Regions from separate parts of the Homo sapiens genome. Here region 2 is linked to region 1. A link is a loop called in an ENCODE intact Hi-C map of the cell type or tissue named here. Cell type or tissue: adrenal gland. All regions are shown on one strand. Links, peaks and the distances in the headings refer to the core of each region. The heading gives the core; the rest is flanking DNA.

The links. Hi-C counts contacts between places; a loop is a spot of excess contacts. Peaks named below come from ENCODE experiments on the same cell type or tissue, not always from the same donor. Only the 100,000 strongest peaks of a DNase experiment are listed, where the experiment ranks them.
Region 2: it touches region 1 in a loop (2.1-fold over the local background); 8 of 110 quality-filtered maps call a loop at or near these places.

What each region holds. Positions count from the first base shown.
Region 1 is chr17:19,671,111-19,674,024 of GRCh38, forward strand. ALDH3A2 (aldehyde dehydrogenase 3 family member A2) reads left to right here. Exons shown (of 10, transcript NM_000382.3): 9 at 611-846. Among named protein-coding and RNA genes, the nearest start is that of ALDH3A2, 24 kb to the left of the region's middle. In adrenal gland, for the core only: a CTCF peak has its summit at 1,536 (motif pointing left); a DNase peak (open chromatin) is centred at 930; H3K27ac peaks cover 2,256 bases.
Region 2 is chr17:19,512,758-19,515,671 of GRCh38, forward strand. No RefSeq gene overlaps it. Among named protein-coding and RNA genes, the nearest start is that of TRW-CCA2-1, 6.0 kb to the left of the region's middle. In adrenal gland, for the core only: CTCF peaks have their summits at 1,318 (motif pointing right) and 1,518; a DNase peak (open chromatin) is centred at 1,164; H3K27ac peaks cover 547 bases.

The DNA of each region.
Region 1 (2,914 bases), core at 307-2,806:
AGAGCATGGCTTTGTGGAGGGCAGAGATTTACACTTGCTTATTATCATCCAGCTGTGCAACCTTGTTGCCCTGTCTTACTTTCCACAGGCTTTGAGAAAGCAAGTGGGTGTGTGGGGCCATGGATGAATGAAGCCACATGGGATGGTGGGAAGAGAGCACATATAGCATTTAGAGTCTGATCCAGGTTCGGGTTCTGGCTTTGCCACTTAGCAGCCGTGTGACCCTGGGCAGGTTAACTGACCCTGTAAGCTCCCTTTCCCTCTCTGGAAATGAGGCTGCTGATAATTCACCAAGTGGGATTGTGGTGAGAATTATCTTAAGAGAATGATTTAACTCTTAGCACAGTCCCTGGCATAAATGAGAGCCACAGCTCTAGAAGAGGTGCAAGTCCTTGTCTTGCTCATGGAAAGCATCCTGTTTGACAGGGAAATTGACTTTTCCAGGGAAGTTGGTAAGGACTTCCTGAAAAGAGATACTTCAGCTGGCAGAGATGTTCAGTGGGGTTCCCAGGCAGCAGGGAGTGCATGTGAGCTTTCCCGGTCGTTGTTAGACAGAAGTAGCTTGCATCATCTACAGTGAAGCTTGTTTTGTCTGTTCCCTTTATTTCAGGTTCCAGTGGGATGGGAGCTTATCACGGAAAACATAGTTTTGATACTTTTTCTCATCAGCGTCCCTGTTTATTAAAAAGTTTAAAGAGAGAAGGTGCTAACAAACTCAGATATCCTCCCAACAGCCAGTCAAAGGTGGATTGGGGAAAATTTTTTCTCTTGAAACGGTTCAACAAAGAAAAACTCGGTCTCCTGTTGCTCACTTTCCTGGGTATTGTAGCCGCTGTGCTTGTCAAGGTGAGTCCCTATAACCCATGAGTGCCATTCAGTCTGGTCCTGGCCTGATGGCTGCCAGATGCATATTCTAGCAGGACTCTACATTAACTTGTAGAGTCTAAGACAGGGTCAGTGAACCACAGCCTGCTGGCCAGCTACCCGTTTTTGTCACTGAAGTTATTGGAACACAGCCACACCCACTTGTTTAATCATCCACAGCTGCTTTCATGGGACAGTGACAGAGCTGAGTAGTTGCAACAGAGGCTGAATGGCCCTCAGAGCCTAAATTATTACAGAAAAGTTTGCTGATCTCTGGTCTAAGAGATTAAAACAGCGTAGAACTTGATTGCAGAATTCTGAGCTGTCTGATCAAAGGGTTAGCCCTTTGATCCTTTTGGTATTGGACTTTCCTTGTCACTTACAGCTTTGTTCTTGAATGTGCATGAAATCAGCTTACCACAGAGGTGAAGGCAAGAACTCTGGTACAACAGCTTTGGTGAGGGATATTTTATTAGGCTTGAGTTTTTTTCCTCCAAAGTTCACTACCTGATAAAGTTTATCTTTGGTGATTAGTCATTATAGGGATGGGCTTGCAAAGAGGCCCTCATGATAGCTGCCTTCTCAAAGCAGTTTGCGTATTTTGAGATGAAAGAGGAAATCCGTAATTAAAGTTAAGATGGAATGAGGAAGGCAATTGTGTCTGTGGTGCCCTCAGCCGTTCAACTGAGGATATAACATTGAAAATATTGACCATATCAGTGAAGAATGGGCTTGGAAAAGGCAATGGTAATAGTTGTGTTTATGTTTTGTTTAAAATTTGAAAGGGGGCCGGCGCAGTGGCTCACACCTGTAATCCTAGCACTTCGGGAGGCTGAGGCAGGGGAATCACGAGGTCAGGAGTTCAAGACCAGCCTGACCAATATGGTGAAACCCTGTCTCTACTAAAAATACAAAAATTAGCCAGGCATGGTGGCACGCACCTGTAGTCCCAGCTACTCGGGAGGCTGAGGGAGGAGAATCACTTGAACCCGGGAGGTGGAGGTTGCAGTGAGCCAAGATCATGCCACTGCACTCCAGCCTGGGCAATAGAGCGAGACTCCATCTCAACAACAACAACAACAAAAATTTGAAAGGGGTTTGGCTCATCTTACAGTATCCCAGCCTTAGTGGAATTGGAGATACCAGTTGCATTTGAAATCATTTGGGTTTTCTCAGAAATACCAAGCTGTGCTGAGGAGAAAGGCCCTGTTGATTTTTCTGGTAGTTCACAGACTGCGTTGGTCCAGTAAGCAGAGATGAACACCAGATTTCAAAACCCAGCCCTGTCTGTTAAGAGTGAGGTAGGAACTTTTTGTTTTCTTTCTATATGTAAGGTGGGCCAAGTTGGGGTATGTTTTCAAGGGTTTTTTGGTTTGTTTTTGTTTTTGTTTTTGTTTTTGTTTTTATTTTTGTTTTTTTTTTGCTACAGTTGGAGGCTTAAGGGTTATTGAAAAAAGAATGGGCCGGGCGCAGTGGCTCACGCCTGTAATCCTAGCACTTTGGGAGGCCAAGGCAGGTGGATTGCCTGAGTTCCGGAGTTCGAGAACAGCCTGGCCAACATGGTGAAACCCCATCTCTACTAAAAATACAAACGTTAGCTGGGTGTGGTGGTACGTGACTGTAGTCCCAGCTACTAGGGAGGCTGAGGCAGGAGAATTGCTTTAACCCGGGAGGCAGAGGTTGCAGTGAGCCAAGATTGTGCCACTGCACTCCACCCTGGGTGACAGAGCAAGACTCCGTCTCCAAAAAAAAAGAAAGAAAAAAGAATGTTTAACTTACTTATCTCTAGACATTTTGGACCTGGGCCCAGAGTATCAGGGTGTTAAAACTCCACTTATCCACAATTTTAAAAGGGTGAAGTGACTTGCTAGGAATCTAAGAGAAGTGTGCAGAGGCAATGGCTTAGCTGCGTCCAGGTGAAGCATACATCATTTCTTGGAAAAGGGCAGCTGAGTGTGAGCCTCATTTCTCTTCCCCTTCTACTCAGCTCTCCTGGGGGAGGTGCCAGCTGACTAATTCAGACTTGTCACCATCTAGGCACTGAACTCTT
Region 2 (2,914 bases), core at 143-2,642, 160 kb before region 1:
CAAATTCCAATCTGACTCTAGTATAGCATCACATGACAGATAGCAGGCCCCGAAAGAAATCAATGTATTTTATTCCAGAATATATATATATATATATATATATTTTTTTTTTTTTTTTTTTTTTTTTTTTGAGACAGAGTTTCACTCTTATCACCCAGGCTGGAGTGTAATGGTGTGATCTCAGCTCACTGCAACCTCTGCATCCCGGGTTCAAGCAATTCTCCTGCCTCAGCCTCCTGAGTAGCTAGGATTACAGGTGCGTGCCATCATGCCTGGCTAATTTTTGTATCTTTAGTAGAGATGGAGTTTCACCATATTGGCCAGGCTGGTCTTGAACTCCTGACCTCAAGTGATCCACCCGCATAGGCCTCCCAAACTGCTGGGATTACAGGTGTGAGGCACCATGCCCAGCCCCAGAATATATATTTTTTGACATATTTTGAAATGGCCCTGCAAAGCTGTCTCTTGTAGAGGAAATTTGTATCCTGTAGAGAATCCCCCTCCCTTTCCAGGTCTTTTTCCTGGTCCAGGAGAGATTAAGAGTCTGGTACCTTTTCAGGCCTGATAAGAGCTCTAAAGCCCGCTTCCTGGAGGCTTCCTCTGCATGAACAGAAACTTGATCTCCACAACCCCCATTTCCAGACACTCCTTTCTATTGATGCCAGGTTTTTAGATCATAACTTAACTCTTTCAACCAATTGCCAATCAGAAAATCTTGGAATCCACCTATGACCTGGAAGCCTCAATCCACCTCCATCACTCCCAGCTCTCACTCCCCTCTTTGAGTTATCCTGTCTTTCCATACAGAACCAATGTACACCTTAAATATATAGATTGATGTCTGCAAGTTCTCTCCCCCTAAAATGTATAAAATCACACTGTGACCCAACCACCTTGGGCACATATTCTCAGGACCTCATGGGGCTGTGTCACAAGTTGTGATCCTCATATTTGGTTCAGAATAAATCTCTTCCAATATTCTCCAGAATATGGCTCTTTTTGACAGTAGCTCTTCTAGAATTATTAATATTTCCAAGGCTAAGAAACTCATCACTAGATCAGTCAGCAAAAGAAGATTGTGTAAGTTCAGAACTTAGACCAAGAGTGTGTTCCACTGTCACCCAGCTCCAAGACAGGGACCCGTTGATTCTGTGACCTGCATGCTGCGATGGATCATTCAAATGCACAACAGGCTCCTGAGGCCATCACAGGCCGCCTGGCTCTTGTCAGGCCCTCCTGGTGGGGAGATTTTGACCACAGTTAGCAAAGGATAGAGCAAAGGACAGTTTCGCTGTCTAAAAAGCAAAATCTCAGAACACCGGCAGAGGGCGCAAACGGCAAGCCCAGGAATCACAGGGACGTCACTGCGAACATCTTTTTCCTCCAACATAGAACTAATTAACTTTGTGCTTGGGTATTCTCTAAAATAATTTCTGGAAAACCATGTAACCCTTGTACATTTTCTAAGTGGGCATAAAACATTTTCACCATAATTAAAAATAGTTGCGAGGGCTGGCATATCGCAAATAGTAACATTTAAAAATAAAACGATTACATCATTGTTTTAAATATATCCAATGACATATACACAACACAATTTGATACTGTCACCCATTTTTTAAAAATACATGAACAAGTTCTTCCTTAACAGTCAGAATCATTCATCTTTCCTTTTTCTCTTCATATTTCCGTTCCTTCCCCCATCAATTTGTAATATACTTTTATGCTGAAAGTCTTTTATTTACCACTCTACCATGACTCTTGCCACAAAAATACAAATGTAAATTGAAAATTAAAATGTCTCATTTCCTGAGACCTTCAAAGGCTAAGTATTAACAATTTTTCTTTGGGATAGAATTATCACTATTTTAAAAAATATTTTTTGGCTCCCTCAAATCATGGGAACTATAATTAATATCAACACAGCATTGCTACAAACAACACAAATATATTACACATCTTGATAATGTATTATGAGGTTTTGAAGTTGTCAGACTGCCTCTTTGGCACCTGACAAGTGTTTCCACCTTGGAGCAATGTGAGGTACAATGTAGGTGAGAAGGTGTCTTTCTTTAGTGACAAATACACTGAGAAGAGAAAGGAGAAGGCAGTTTTAACCAGAAACTTGGGAATCTGGAACAGTAGTTGCTTTTTTTTTTTCTTTGAGATGGAGTCTCACTCTGTCGCCCAGGCTGGAGTGCAATGGCATGGTGGCATGATCTCGGCTCACTGCAGCCTCTGCCTGCTGGGTTCAAGCAATTCTTCTGCCCCAGCCTCTCGAGTAGCTGGAATTACAGGCACCTGCCATCGTGCGCAGATAATTTTTGTATTTTTGTAGAGACAGGGTTTCACCATGTTGGCCAGGCTGGTCTTGAACTCCTGACCTCAGGTGATCCACCTGCCTCTGCCTCCCAAAGTGCTGGGATTACAGTCATGAGCCTTAAAACTTTCCTTGTCACACACAGTATTCCCTTGTCACATACAGTATTGACTACTCCAGTTTGAAGATGCGGTCAAAACCTGCTATGGAGAGACTGGGAAAGCTGACCGAGCCAGTGGCCCACTGGAGGGACCACAGCAGAGCAGACGGAGCAATAACATTCCAGATGCTGGGGGAGGAGCACACCCCAAGGTCTTTGCATGGCCCCGGAGTGCTGGGCCAGATGTCACTCAGCCAAGTCAACCCAAAGGAAGCCTGGAGACCGAGTCACAGGTAGAATCTGTGCAAAGGGAGGAGTAGACATTTTAAAAAAGAAAAAGAAAAACGCAATTTTCCCAAATAGCTTTGTTACTTTTTGACAAGGAATAACAGAACACCCGTGAGTAGGTAGTTTTTCTGTTTAAAAAAAAAAATTTTTTTTGAGACATAGTTGCGCTCTCTCACCCAGGCTGGAATGCAGTGGCACCATCTTGG